2 separate regions of the Mus musculus genome follow, and region 2 is linked to region 1. Evidence: chromatin loops called from intact Hi-C (ENCODE). Cell type or tissue: gastrocnemius. All regions are shown on one strand.

What was found. Peaks named below come from ENCODE experiments on the same cell type or tissue, not always from the same donor. Only the 100,000 strongest peaks of a DNase experiment are listed, where the experiment ranks them.
Region 2: it touches region 1 in a loop (2.8-fold over the local background); 9 of 42 quality-filtered maps call a loop at or near these places.

What each region holds. Positions count from the first base shown.
Region 1 is chr15:57,874,941-57,882,940 of GRCm38, forward strand. Derl1 (Der1-like domain family, member 1) reads right to left here. Exons shown (of 8, transcript NM_024207.4): 3 at 5,060-5,124; 4 at 4,109-4,135; 5 at 3,545-3,640; 6 at 2,478-2,530; 7 at 557-667. Among named protein-coding and RNA genes, the nearest start is that of Derl1, 13 kb to the right of the region's middle. In gastrocnemius, a CTCF peak has its summit at 3,456 (motif pointing left); a DNase peak (open chromatin) is centred at 3,441; H3K27ac peaks cover 858 bases.
Region 2 is chr15:57,639,569-57,647,568 of GRCm38, forward strand. All of the region lies in intron 1 of Gm35682 (a long non-coding RNA gene), which reads right to left. Among named protein-coding and RNA genes, the nearest start is that of Gm35682, 17 kb to the right of the region's middle. In gastrocnemius, a CTCF peak has its summit at 4,931 (motif pointing right); DNase peaks (open chromatin) are centred at 4,978 and 5,003; H3K4me3 peaks cover 271 bases; H3K27ac peaks cover 666 bases.

The DNA.
Region 1 (8,000 bases):
CATTTACTATATGAAAGTTTAAACCAGGCAGGGGGTGGCACACCGATGGTTCTAGCACTTGGAAGACTGAGGCAGGAGGATAGAGGGTTTAAGGTAAGCCTGAGCTATATAGCAGGGACCCTGTCCCTAAAACAAGAACAAATAAAAACACATTTTAAAAACAGCAAATAATGAGCTAACTTCTCAGTCAACATCATGGGTGAAACCAATGTTTCAAGAAAAAAAAAAAAAAAGCAGTGTTATCCTTTATGACACTTGTCCCCCAGCCTACTGTTGGCACTCTAAAGTAGCACCAAATAACTCGACCTGCTCAGCATAGGTGATCTTTGTAACGGCTTAACCCAGTCAGTGATCTTTACCCAGATGTTATGAAAGGGACTAAGCTGTGGCATGAATCCCTGGTTTCCTGACTGTGACCACAGTAAGAACTTTATTGGCTCGAATTTCTTTCTCGCTTAGAGAGGGCAGTGAAGTGTCTCCTCATGAAAATGTCTCCTGTTGGGATACCTGAAACCACAGGACAACACAATGTTCAACAAGAGAAGAGAAAACTTACAAAAACTGAGGTGTGGACAGAAAATTCCTTCCTCCCAAGTCCATTGGGTATCTGAACATCAGGAAGAAATAAAGATGGCCGACAAGGTTTCCAATGAGCTCATTGATCACCCTGCAAAGAGAGGCAAGTCAGTGCAAAGACACCCAGGCAACACAGTGAGCTGCAGCAAGCTGGAGCCAAGAGCATGGGAAAGAGTCGTGTTCACTGTCGTCCATTACCGTCCCCGGGAGTCGGCGACAGCTCTACAATGGGCCCTTTTATAGTGAGGGACAAACGTATTCTGAGGGAGAGGGAAATCAGGGCTGAAGAACGAATGAGGCCCACAGCTTCCAGGCCCAAAGCACCTCTGACATACATCTCTTCCAAGACCCCAGTCCATCCTCAAAACATTAGTTTTATTCCAGTATGTCTCAGGAGGTGGGGCAGGCGCAACGCGAGTGAGTTTCTGAGCTCTTGCCTACACACACGATGTTTGTAAAACAGACAAATACGCAGACTACCAAGAGAAGAGCATGGGAGGGAGGAAGATGGACAGCAACCACTGCTCCCACATTTCTGGAGCTGTGGTTTGCATCTCTCTTGCATCGCTGTCAGTGAGATGAGACACACAGAGATCACTTAGGACTGCTGAGCCTTGCCCTGCATCCTAAAGTCAGTACTGACTCTTCAGGTCTCCCAGGCTCACACAGGCACCTGCAGCAGCCACGGCTGCTATTTACATATCCTTCTTCCATCTTTACCCACGTGATTCTTGCCGGAGCAAACGAACACCTGCAACTTCCCACACTCTGCCCGAGTAGTAGGGGAGCCGAGAGAGGCTGACCAATGTCAAAAGGTGCTAAGCTCTACAATGTCCTTCTCTTCAGGCCACTCACTTCTCTCTGGAAATACACAGGAGTAGTAAGGACCATCTAGCTCCAATACATCAGGCTCTAAGAAGGGTTAGGACTTTTGCAATCTACTAACTCTTGAAAAATTGGTAAGAAAGAAATGAGAGCTCTTAAAATCTCTACCTTGGGTTTTGTTTTGGGTTTGGTTTATTCGAGATAGGGTTTAGCTATGTAACCCTGGCTGGCCCACCTGCCTCTGCTTCCCAAGTGCTGCAATTAAAGGTGTGTGCCACCTATCATGCAGAGGAAGGCTCTTCTCATTCTTAAAGATTTAAAATACATATCTGTAACTGTTGTGCATGCCTATGTGTATACACAGCATGGGCACAAGCACAGAGGGGCTGGAGATATCAGAGACCCCTGGAGCTAAGGTTACAGGCAGTTGTGCGCTGCCCACCATGCGTGCTGGGAACCAAACTTAGATCCTCTGCAAGAGCAATCTCTGCTCTTAACCACTGTGTGGTCTCCCCAGACAGCTCCTTCTAAAAGGTCCCTCTCTAAACTTAAGACTGGAAACATGAAAGGGTTTCCTACATCTCAGTACCAACTCCAGACCAACGGAGGAGAAATTTGACCCTGCCTAACAAAGTTCTACACCATCAAACCATGTACAGAGGTACTTCTCATCTAGAAATCTCCATTTCTATGGCAGTAGCCATTTCCAAGGCATTCTGGGAGTGTCTGAAAACAAGCAGTAATCTTCCAGATAAGATCCGAAGACAAACCAAGGCAAGTAAGTTCTGTATTTGCCCAGTATGGATACTGAATCCAGACAGGCATATATTTATTCAAACAAATAGGTCTAGAAACACAATGTGTCTAGTGACAAGCTAACAAAATGATAGCCATCCAATGTCAAAGGTGCTTACATCCTGTAGTGCAACCAATTATATCCAAACACCTTTCTCTCTAAGGTTCTAACATATCAACACTCAGTCTTTAAAGTCTTTAAAAGCCTAAGAAAGGAAAATAAAAATGAATCAAGTTTCCCAAGGATTAGTCTCCAGATAAATAAATCTAACATTACTTACGAGCCTCCAATGATATAGTTGAATCCAAGGATAACCCAAGGTAAGTAACAGGCCTAGGAAAGAGGACACAGATGTGAACAGCCGAGTCTGAAAACACATGGCACCTGGGGAACTGAAAATGGGGAGAAAGTAGTGACCAGGGCTTTACAGAAATCACTAGGTCACTACAAAATTTCTCAAATCTAAGGCCGGCCCTACTGCACTTACATCTTCCTATCTAAAACTAAACTTATTTGTCCTACTAAGTTAATATTCACAAGGAAACTAACAAGTATCTTATGGATGACAGTAAAAACACCCCAAACAGAACCACTGGAAGACTTCAAAAGCGATTGTTATAAGTAATTAACTTGAATTTTTATCTAACATTGTGTGTGAATGTCCTGAACTAACAGTCTCCCAACAAGATATTAGGGTTCCAGATCTGACACCCTAGACCAAACTTAAGCTGAGTGAACTTCAATGGAACTTCAGAAACTAGTAAAAGGGAGCTTAAAAATAGTTATGAGTCTAACTGGGGTAAGTAGTAGCCCGCAGACTAGACAAGTCTAACTCCAGCCAGGAGCTCAAGCAACATTCAGTTCTATAATTACAGGTCGTCGTTACAGGTAGAAAACAGCAAACTCCAGGAACATAGGGGGTGCTATTCTAGGTACAGTATGTGGCACCTAATAGGAAGTGCAGGAGTGACAAAAAGATTAGAAATCGCGGGTTTCTGCATGTTGTCTCTCTTGTAATCCCTCTTGTGTGCTCGACCCCTCTCTCTCTCCACACACACACACACACACACACACACACACACACACACACACACACACACACACACACACACACACGATCACTGAGGGGCATATCCCTGAAGAGGCTTAGAGGGTTTGGAAGTAACAACAGCAAGGGATGCTGGGATGCTAGGAGCAGGACTGAGGAGGGGGAGGCAGACGCCTGCCTGTGGTACACTACTCTGCAGCGACCCCTTCTGGAAGTGTCAGAAGGTACACATCTGAGCTCAGGCAAGATTACCACAGACTAAGTTCCACTGAGCTATATATTCCTCAGAGGTAAACTACCTTAAATCGCGTTCCGAACCAGAACGACACGATCAGGTCTCTGTTCAGCTGGGCCCAGACGTAGAGCACTGACATGATCAGAGGGATCATCAGCAGCTGCAAAGGAAGTCAGGACAGGAAGCTCAGCGCCACAGGCACGAAACAAGGCTTAATGTGACTGCCTGCCTATCCTGCCCACCTCCCAAACTGCACAGGAAACCCTAATGTCACAATCACAAACTAACCGCATTATTTATCATACAATGAATGCCATAAAAATCTATGATCAATACATGAACTCAGAAACATCAGTTCAAGCTGTTATTTGAAGGAAAAAAATATTTTCCTTAACTATCTAATCTATTTTCAATGAATACATAACCCCACACACACCCAGGAAATACTGCATAACCATTACTCTGAGCATTCAAGCATAAGCCAGAAATGAACAAGGAAGCCAATGGTTAGATATGCCTACAAGAGCCTCAAAGGCTTAGCTAACAGTATAATCAGTTCTCATTCTATGCATTCAATGTAATCCCAACTTCTGAAACATACAGAAGGGCAAATAGTTGAAAGTCTTACCTGCATATCCATTGCTAAGCCAGTAATCTTGGTTTGTAAAGTCAAGGATCATATGCAGAAAGTATTCTATAGATACCAAGGCTGAGCTGCTCATTTCTCTCCAGTGAACGTCACTACACTGTTCCAAAGGAAAACACTTTCTAACTATCAGATTACTCAAGATATAGGAACACACAAAAGTTCTGATCACTGCAGAAATATCCACTCGCCAGTACAGTCAGTAGAGCAGGAGACATGGAAATGAACAGCCTCACCATGACCTGCTCACCTGGTATCTTCTTCTACACCCTACTACTATTTTACTATTTAGCATTCAACTACAGGATAGACAGATCTGTGCATTTGAAACAAATGCTTACACTCAGGGACAGCTTTTTTTTTTTTTTTTTTTTTTCTCCATTCTCTTAAAGGAGAGGGAGTATTCCAGGCCTTTATGTTTCTGGCTCTTGATCAACTTTAAACAGTCGTCAGGTCCAACTGTTTGCTTATCAATAGTGCCTCACACAGAGATAGACCATGCCCAGAGGGGGGTGCTTTATGGACTAGATTGTTATTTAGGACCAAAAGATGGACAGCAACGAAGTCATGAAATGATGCTGGCTGTAAATTAATTTCTGGAAAGAACCAGAAAGCTGTCTTGTGGCTGGCATGGAATATCTGTGCTTCAGTCAACAAACTGTCATCCCAGGGAACACAGAGAACTGGGCTCAAGGAGACAGCAATAAAATTCCACTGAATATGGATAAAAATCCCAGAGACTCCAGTGAGAGAAGGCATCTCCAAAACATGGGATTTACCCTGGCTTCAAAGACAGAACCTGATATTCTCATTATTAACTATAGTTTTTAAAAGGTATCAAAACTGATTTAAATCGTTTTTAGAATACTATTTCCCAAAACCTTAAAAGGGAAGTAGGGAGTTCATTATGGCCTGAGCAGCCCTGAAGGATACAACGATGCAGATCCAGTTAAAGAGAAGCATGAATAAATAGTCTGCTGGCCTCCCGTCAAAAGCTCCTGGAAACAAACACAAGGCAAACATCAGGCTTTAGAACTGGGGAACAAAGTAGCCTCTACAGAGAAAAATACTTTAAAAATAATACTGAAGACATTTAACATCACTTCTTTAAAACAAAAAGTGTGACCTTTGGGACATAGGAGCACCTATCTGCAAAACAGAGGACTAAGCAGGATAGCGTGGACGACTCCTCTCTACGGCAATGCTCACAGCAGCACTAGTCACGGCAGCCACGAAATGGATTAAACCAAGGGCCCATCAACATTATCTATATAACTGACAACAATGAGGGATGAACTACATCTACATGCTACGTAGGAGAACCTTAAAATGACACTAAGTAAAAGAAACAGTCACAAAAGATCACAGATGGTATGATCCTATCACAATTATTACAAGAAATTACTAGTACAGGCGACTCTAAAAAGCAGAAAGGGAACAGAAGTTTCCTATGGCTTGCATGGAAGATGGATTGAAGGAAATGGGCAATACTAACAGATATAGACTTTAGAGGCAAAGAAATGTTGTAAATGGATTATGATAATGGCTGCACAATTCTACAAACGTATTAACTGAATTTAAACTCAAATGAGGAAGCTAGATGGGATGTAAGATTAACATCCTCCACTGGAATCCATGGAAGATGGGAGCTGAGAGCTTCCCTGTATACTAAAACCTACAAATATCCACAATCCTTAGATAAAATGGTATAATATTTGCATAGAACCTAGATATTCTGACCTATACTGTAAGATAGATCACATTCCCTATGGTCCCTTTTACAATGTAAATTGTGTACCACCAGTTGCTACAATGTGTTGTTTAATAAGTAATGACAAGGAGGAAACTGTACAAGTTCAGTAGACTTATTTTCCAGCTATTCCAAATGTTTCAGGCAGCTGACTCATGACACAGAACCCACAGATAAAGAGAGCAACTTTTTATCTCAAAGAAACTGTTTCAAAAGTGCCTCTCAGTTTCAACATTCCAGAGCGCTCTGACTGGAAATAAAGGGAAGCAACTTCTAAAGATAAAAGCAAACAAAACCAACCAGTCATCTAGCACGGCAGGTTCTCTTGCCTGTTTTTCATACACAAAATATTACAGCAGCTTACGTTATCTGACCAAGTTAATAAAGTGGGTAAATGGACTCAAAAACACAGATAAACAAGAGCAGAAGGTGGCCAGAGAATCTCACAATTATATCAGATCTAGCTCCACATCAGAAAGAGTCCTTAAGGCCTGACTTCAGAGCTATGCTGGGTAGCAATGAGTGAAAGAGAATTATATGTGACATTCTGCTTCAAATAACCAAGGCAAGAGCGCTGATACAGACAAAACCAGATATGATGGGGGGACGACAGTCAAGGAGACTCACACCAACATATACCACAATATGAGTGAATTGTAACAGGAGTCTGCACTAACAAAGCCAACACTGAGTTAAAGAAGCTGGTCACAAACTACATTAAACATGGCCCACACAGGCAAATCCACACAGGAAGTAGACTGGTAATAGCCAGGAGCTGGGGGAGGGGTACTTTGGGTCTACTACAGGGGTGCTAATGAAAACATTGTGAAATTAAATTGCTGTGATGGTTACAAAAGCGTTAAAAAAAAACACTGAATCATAGGCTCACAAAAGGTTAAAATGTGATGTGAGATGAATTTTTCTCAGTAAGAAGAAAAAGGTTCACTGGTCTTTTTCTCTAAGAAGACCCTGTATATGTTTACATTTTCCATAGGAAAAGCTCACAGCTTGTCACGGATCAGCCACACTTCACCCAGTATGTACTACACTGGTGTTTAAAGTAAGAGCTACTCCAACAACTTCATCATCACTTAGACGAAATGGAAGAGCAGAATGCTAAGCGACTGCTCCTCACTGCTCTACTCAGCACTACCACCAAGAACTGAACAAGGGAGAGTGAAACCCAAAGGTTCTGGGAGGCAGGAGAGCCCTGGTACACTTCAGGAGGGCTCTGGTATGGTGGTGGGGCCTAGCACATTTATTGGGGGGGGGCGGTATGTGTGTGTATGGTATGGGCATGTACATTAGTGTGCATACAAACAGAGGTCAGAGGATAACTTGCTGGGAGTCAGGTCTACACTTGCACCATGTGGGCTTCAGGAAATTGAATTCAGGTTGTCAGCCTTGGTGGCAACAGCTGTGAGACAGAGGCAAATTTTCAAACACTTGAGCAGACTCTTAAGGACGATTCAGAAACCTGACCTAAGCAAGAGCCAGCAGTTGTATAAAAATCTCTGAAGTCAGCCAACTTTGCAAATCACTTACATTTAACAAAAGTGGATCTGTATTTTGACTAGGGTATCAATTTACTGCTTCCTTGTATAAGCAACTCAAGCTAGCATATAAGGTATTGTGGAAATACTTAATTCAACAAGACACTTGTAAAGCACTGGATTGCTTCTCTATTATATCATACAAGATGGTATATTTGGAAAAACTACCGCAGTACAAATCCTGCCTTAAAGCTGTTGTCTACATGTAAACACGTAGCATATGTATACTACATGTGTAGTATATGCATGTGTGCATGTGCAGGTGCCCATGCTGCATGTGTGAAGGTCAGAGGTCACCATCAGAATCTTCCTCTATTGTTCATCACCTTATTTTTTGAGCAAGGCCTCTGACTGAAAATGGACCCCAACAGCTGACTCCTCTAGGTAGAGAGAGCCCCCCAGGATCCTCAGGGGTCTTGGTCTCCAGGCACTGGACTGCAGGCGCACAAGTGCCACACCCAGCTTATCTGCGTGGCTGAAGGGTTCTGGACCGGTCCTCACAAATGCATTTTCTTCACTGTACCATCCTCTCCAGCCCCTGAGAAGGAGACTAAGCTCTGAACTGCCTCGC
Region 2 (8,000 bases), 240 kb before region 1:
TACCAGGACCAATAAATTAGAGCAGTCTTCAAACAGAATAAGTCAAGACCCAAACCTCCAAGGCACGCTGCTTCCCAAGCCCAAAAAACATCTTCTCCTGAGTGTTAGAAAACTGTAGAGTTGAAAGGGGCCCCAGAGACACTTCTTAGAGAGGAAAGAGAAACCAAAGCCAAAACCAGGGCAGGGGCTTAGCTGATCTCATGACACAGAGGCATTGACCTCACATACTTAGGTCACAAAGCTGGCATCAAAGAAAGACCGGTGGAGCGGGTCTTTATTTGACAAAGTGTAGCCAGCACCCAGGGTCTAAGATGGGTGTTTCTAGGTTCTTGGCCTCTTATCCAAAGAAAGGAAAGTAAGAGCTAGACCAGATTAGCAAAAGTAGCAAGAAAACTTTATCCAGAGGCAAGCGATACACAGATTAGGAATACGCCGTTGAAATTAGCAGCCGGCTACTGTTTGAAGCTTCCCTTTATGGAGCTCAGGAGGAGGGGTTTGCTTACTAACAGGCATAGATAGTAAGGTGATCCTCTGTTTTGATTGAAAGGCTAGGGGTTTTTGTGTCCTTTCCCATAACGCATCTGATTTTAATCATATGCCCACACACTTGTGCATAGGCGTTCCATGGTAAAACGATGCTTCTCCCGAAGAGTACACAACTGAGGTCCCAGTTGTGCCTTACTCTACATGAATCCAAAATCGATTCAGCCAAAACTGGCCTTTCTAGTCTTCAAAACCGGATACATTGAGAAAATATTTTAACAGAAACTCAGTTTGATCGTTGTTAGGAGAGGAGAAATGTACCCTTTTGTTTGGAAGAGTACACCTGCAGCCCTGTGCAGATGCAAGTCAGGGGTTGTTAGAGGCATTGCTTGGAGAGGGATGTATGCACACTACATGCAGGGAATAAGCATAATGAGAAGGAAGGTGTGCATAATCCAAAACCAGATGGAGTCCCAGGAATATGTCACTGTTCCCTTTGCTTGCCTGCTTCTGAAGGTTGCCCTCTTATCCCTGGGACAGAGTCAGCTCTGAGGAACATGGTGGATGTAAAACCTGCAGGCTCAGCCTTGACTCTGAAGGAGAAAGCTCCTTAGAGTTTATCAGCCTGTCTTCCTTAGTTGACTGATAGAGGGTCTTCACATCAACACAACTGCATGGGTTCAGTTTACACTGTCTTCAGAAAGGCAGGAAAGTTAGAGCTTAACAAATCTTCTGGTTCCACTTGAACAGCAAAACCCAAGGAATTCATTGGCAACTGTAGTCTTCACTAAAAAGAACAATCCTAGAGACCTAGCTTTCAGAATTCAAAAGCCTGAACCTGAAGAAGCACATTGATCAGAAAGGAGTCTGAAAGATGTTCCACAAACACTCTTAGTGTTCTATTGCAATAAGAAGACACCATGACCACAGCAACTATTATAAAGGAAAACATTTAAGTGGGGCTGGCTTATAGTTTATAGGTTTAATTCATTATCATCATAGCAGGAAGCATGGCAGCATGCAGCTGGTATGGTGCTGGCAAGGTAGCTACGAGTTCCACATCTTGATGCACAGGCAGCAAGAAGAAAATTGAGCCAGTAGGCCTGGCTTGACCATAGAGACCCCAAAGCCCGCCCCCAAGTGACCAACACTTCATCCAATGAAGCCCTACCTACTTAACAAAGTTACAAACCCTAATAGTACCACTTCCTATGAGTCTGTGGTGGCCACTTTCATTCAAACTACCACGCTGACCAAGGTCCCCGTGACGTCAGCCATGTGGCATTCCTTTTTCTAAGTGCCCCTGTATCTTACTCCTCACAACTCAGTGACATGAATTTGATTGTTTTCTTTCCTGTTGCACCTAAGTAGCTAAGGGCTAATGAAGAAACAAACCAGTCACATAGCCAGTAAGTGTCAAGGTAGGATTCAGCACAGCCACCAGCCTCCCAATGCTGCGTTTCTTGACTGTTGACATCACCCCTTGCTCAAAGGCCAAGTATTGGATCATTTCTGCTCCTGAGAATAAGAGGCAGTTGAGCCCAGCTCTATTTCCCTCAGATGGGTGTATCTGGCACACACAAAGTTACCAACAGGCTAATAGTGAGGAAGGAGTCTAATTGCAGGGATGCGTGGAGCCTTCCAGGAAGGGCAGACCTCAAAGCTCAGCTCTCAGAAATCAGGAAACATTGAGAACTTTGCTGGGGGACAGAGATCTCAACAAGAGTTCTAGAGACCCTAAACATCTCCATGGGAGTTCATACTTCCTTTCTCAGGTCTGTAGAGTGAGAGGGTAGAGAATGCCTTCAACTACTTTCTTGGAGGCTATTAACAAAAAATAGACTGACTTGAGTCCTCCTTCACAGTTTTGGAACCCAGCAGATAGAAGTACTAGGGATAATTTATCGCACTTTGCCTATGTGAACCTGCCTGATTTTCTCTGTGCCTCAGTTTCTCTACAAATAAGAATCCACACACCTGCTTTGTGTTTGTGCAGGAATTAAAGTGAATGACTAGCCAAATGAGCTTATACTGATTGCCGAGTACTAGATCAACAAATGATAGCCCAGTTTGTCCAGGATGCAAAAGGAGACTTAGGTCCTCTTCTAGTTATTGTTCTTCTTTACCTACAGGACTTTCATTTCATTCAGAGATGAAACCACCCAGATAAAGAAGGTCGCCTTCCCAGGATCCTTTGCAGCTTGGTGGACGTAGTTCAGTTCTGGAAAATAAGATATAAGAACAAGATTGTGGGGGTAGAGGTGGGGCTACAAGAAATGTGTTGCTTCCCTAAAATCATGGAGAATTATCTCAGTCAGCATTTTCCTTTGATCCTGCCCTTTGCCTACATCTTCTTTCTGTCTGAAGGCATAGCCACTATCTTCTCCCTGTAAGGACCAGCACGCAGGAATAGAAGGCATAGCCACTATCTTCTCCCTGTAAGGACCAGCACACAGGAATAGAAGGCATAGCCACTATCTTCTCCCTGTAAGGACCAGCATACAGGAATAGAAGGCATAGCCACTATCTTCTCCCTGTAAGGACCAGCACACAGGAATAGAAGCCAGCTCTGGATCCCAAGCGCCATTCTCTAGTCACTGACACTAACTTATATTTTCTACCTCCCATCAGAAATCAGTTTCTATTGGGTTTCCCACTATTTGCAGCTCAGCACACTCCTGGCAGTTACTAAGCCCATTTGATATATTTGAAATAAAATGTTAGAACTGCTAGGACATTTCTCCAAGATCATATCATGATTGGCAAAATCCCTAAGCCTTCTGAATAATTGAGTCTTAAATTTCTAACCCGAATGCTCTCCTAACAGATTGCATGAATTCGCTCCCTTCTAGAAATTTCAGTAACCAGGTTTATACTTGAAAATAATGGACTTGACTTTACCTTTAAAGGAGCCCTTTCAGAGCAGGGATAAGCCCCACGAGAGGCTCCAGGGAGGAGTTGTTGCCTTATATCTGTACCCCTCCACGGACACAGCACATCTGTGGCATCCAGAAAACATCATGCTGTGGAATCACAAGTACAGCTGTTGCCCGGGTGCCAAACCTAAACAAGATCTTCAATTCAACAGAAGATGCATTGGAACCAATACTAAATATTTTATAGCTTGAGCATTTGGGAAGTCAGGACAAAATAGCACTGTCTTTCACTTATAATTTTTGCATGGCCAAATTATCTGGACTTTCACTCTCCTTTGCAAGACTAAGGAAACTATTTTTTTTAATATTTTTATTACATATTTTCCTCAATTACATTTCCAATGCTATCCCAAAAGTCCCCCATACCCTCCCCCCCACTTCCCTACCCACCCATTCCCATTTTTTTGGCCCTGGTGTTCCCCTGTACTGGGGCATATACAGTTTGCGTGTCCAATGGGCCTCTCTTTCCAGTGATGGCCGACTAGGCCATCTTTTGATACATATGCAGCTAGAGTCAAGAGCTCCGGGGTACTGGTTAGTTCATAATGTTGTTCCACCTATAGGGTTGCAGATCCCTTTAGCTTCTTGGGTACTTTCTCTAGCTCCTCCATTGAGGGCCCTGTGATCCATCCAATAGCTGACTGTGAGCATCCACTTCTGTGTTTGCTAGGCCCCGGCATAGTCTCACAAGAGATAGCTACATCTGGGTCCTTTCGATAAAATCTTGCTAGTGTATGCAATGGTGTCAGCGTTTGGAAGCTGATTATGGGGTGGATCCCTGGATATGGCAGTCTCTAGATGGTCCATCCTTTCGTCTCAGATGTAGTGCTAAGCACATCACACATATTTTCTCAATTCCTTACAATAACCCTGCTTGTTCAATGTCATTGTTCCTAGATTTATAGATGAGATTCAAAGCAAAGACTTTAAAGTAACATATTGGTATTATAATGTTTGTGATAGTTTACAGCTGTGCACTGCTTAATGCCAGACAGGCACTTGACACTCATTAAGAAGCAGGGTTTATTTTTCTTTAGAGATTTACTTATTTTTACGTACATTAATGTTTTGCCTGCATGAGTATCTGTGTGAGGGTGCTGTATCCCCTAGCACTGGAGTTATAGACAGTTATAAACTGCCATGTGGGGCTGGGAATTACCTGGGCCCTTTGGAAGAGCAGCTAGTACTATGTGTGATGTGCTTAGCACTACATCTGATACAGTCAGAACATTGACAAATACTTATTATTTACGTGCTGGGTCAAATCTTAATATACACATTTAGCTGCCTCCTCTTTGCCAGCCCAAGTATAAATCCACTCCACCCGCAGTAGTCCTACATCCAACCTTCAGGGTTTTCTTATCTTGAGGATCACGCTTGGCTCCAAACCTTCAGCCTCGTGGGCGCATCACCACCTGGGACAGCTGTGGTGGATGGAGGCTTCAAGAACATCTGGCAGATGGAAATTGGCCCATAAACTCCTCTCTCTTCAACCCCTTAACCACAAGGGGGCAACCTCGCTGCCTAACCCTACAGAAAGCTGGACTTTACTGACTGTGTGGCCTCCTTCCTTTAGAGGTTCCGCTCCCACATTTTTGGAGCTTACGGAATTTGGAAGGCTGCCACCAACACCCCCATTGACCCAGTCCATATCCCCACTCTTATCGTTCACCTGTTTTTATGTCACCTGCCCAGCCCCCAGCTGAGCAGCCCCACCCCCAGCCGCCTTGAGCAAACACCCATAGCAACAATTTCCCCCAGCTCAGGGCATCCTCTCTACCTACGTGAGTGGTTTCATAATTCAAGCCTGCCCATCAGTGGACAGATTTAGCCCACTGCCTGCTGAGTCTGGAAATACTAAATATTAAAATATCCCAGACACTCGCCCTTCTGACGCCCCAGTGCTCTCAGATTCACATGCAGTTGGTTGCACAGACAATCCCAGGATGCCCATCAATTTGTCCATTAAGTGGGTTTTGAGTACCTGCGTAGGTGGATTCCTAGAACAAGGAAAGACGTTGAATGCGTGACCTTGGGGAAGTTCTAGTCTTCTGGCTTCGAGACCCGGTCTTTTCTTCTGCATTCCATGGCTGCTTCAACATTGCAGACTTTTTTGTGATGTTATTTGCAATTGCAAGTGGATTCCTAGAACAAGGAAAGACGTTGAATGCGTGACCTTGGGGAAGTTCTAGTCTTCTGGCTTCGAGACCCGGTCTTTTCTTCTGCATTCCATGGCTGCTTCAACATTGCAGACTTTTTTGTGATGTTATTTGCAATTGGGTGGGGGGTGTGAATGGTAGTTGGAGGACTTTATTGACCAAAATACAAAAAGTAATAATATTTCCCATATAGGGCAGCAATATAGATGTTCCCAGGAATTGAAACCTGCCTTCGGAAAGGGAGAGGAAGCCGAGGGGAACTTGATCATGTGTTCTGTGTATGCTCTGCGTGTGTGTGTGTGTGTGTGTGTGTGTGTGTGAGAGAGAGAGAGAGAGAGAGAGAGAGAGAGAGAGAGAGATCCCTTTACCAACAGTCTAGCTGATTTCTCTCATATACATCAAAAATAACCATGTGTTTCTCACCTTTGTAGTTGAAGAATTATGGGTTTTTGGCTTTTCTGTCTTTTAACTTCAAATCAAAGACCATTTGGACACTGGAAGTTTAATAAATTCCAGTACTGACCAATTTTAAAGTGAGTTTTGGGTTTCTGAGAAAGGGGGTACTTCTCAAAGGATTCAAAACAAAGGCAGGGCTCCTTGAAAGTCTGCTTAGCCCCAAAAGCAGGCTTGCCGCTAGAAGAACTTAGCAGAGGCGTGCGTTTCCTCTGTGTGTGGTTTAATGAGAATTAAAGATAGTGTCCAGCATCGCCTATGTGTGTGGTCTTTAATATGGGAACTGACTGGGAGGCATGTGTCATGGAGTCCAAGTCTCTACAGAAAAAAGATGGTATCCTTTCATCACCTTCGAGAAGAAAGCAGCAAGTCAGATCTGAGTACCCGGGATAGAGAAAAGCTGGGCCAGGCACTGGGGATTCCATTTTCAATCTGCTGTCCACTCTGGGCCTTGGTCTTCAATCCCTCATTTTCCTCAGCCATGAAATAAGGATGACTCCCACATCAGGGGATTCACACAGGCATCTGTCCACCATGGGTATAAATCCTTAAGGCCTTATTTAGATTTCACTGTGGCTTGAGCAAGAAACTCTTCACTTAAGAGTGTTAGTCAGAGACGATGCATACATTACTCATTAGATTAGCAAGCAGCTACACTGAGCAGGATGACAAATTTCAAGCTAAAGTGCTTCACATATCTCCCCTCCCTGAGGAGGCCACCATGATGTCTGAGTTTCAGAGTGACCCAGCCTGATGCTGCCATCTGCAGTGCCACAAATGAGTCATTTAATGCATATATATATATATATATATATATATATATATATATATATATATATTCCTAACAATGAGACCAGAGACCAAACTAAATCTCTGCAGCCTCAGTTAAGATGCTGGCAGACCTGAATTGTTGTGGATACTCTGGGAGGTGGGGAGAAAATGGGACCTGTTTTCTTTTCTCTTCCACTTCCAGAAGTCCTGACATTCCTAGGTTCCCTTTTCCACCACCACCACCACCCCACCCCCACAGCCAGCAGGAGGAGTCTTTCTTTCTCATGGTGACCTCTCTCATTCTTTTTTCCAGCCTTCCAAATCTCATAGGAATTTTAAAAATTATCTTAGGGCCACGAGGATAATCCAGAACAATAACTAGTTCATGTCAATAGATTGACAAACCTAACCCCAAAGATAAATTTAATTCTCCTTCACCATGTCATGTAACAGCATATCCATAAAGTCTGGAGACTAGAGAACTTTTGGGTGACAGAGATAGGGAGACCAAAGTGATGGAGATAAGTTGTCCCCTCCCCATTTGTAATGCCTGCTGGACATCCCTGTGTGGTCTAGATAACACTAACCTGTGAAGGGAGTTTGGAGCCTGCCACCATTGATATTCCCTGCAAGGAACCTTAGACAGTAATAGACTCTTTCCATCAGCTCCACAGTCCATGAAATAGAAGTGACCCCTGCTGATGGCCACTGTAACGACTCTGCTGGTATAGATGACTCAGAGAAGGCTTCCTGCACATCAGCCAGTGTAGACCACCATGATACCTACCCCTCAGGAACTCACACTCCAGTGGTCATCACTTGGACAACAGTCATTATTGCTTTCCTTTCCAAACACTTCAGATTTGCTTATAAATCATAGCTTTTCTGTGTTTTGTGTTTCTGTCTTCTTTGAGGATAGTTTTGTGTTTATAAGTGATTTTACACATTATAGAGTAGATTCTTAGATTACTTTCTTCCCATATGTTCAATGTTCAAGCACTTTCCCATGGAGTTAGGCATATTTCAGAACTATTCTTATTAATGGTGACACAACTTTCCATCCAGCAGATGATACAAAATCATTCCCAGGTTCATTGGATGACTTTGATTTTTGTATTTGCTGTTTGGTCCTTTGGGGGGGGGGTAGGTATTTGTTTCTGTTTGTGCCGGAACAGAACAGGCTGCCATGATTATCTTC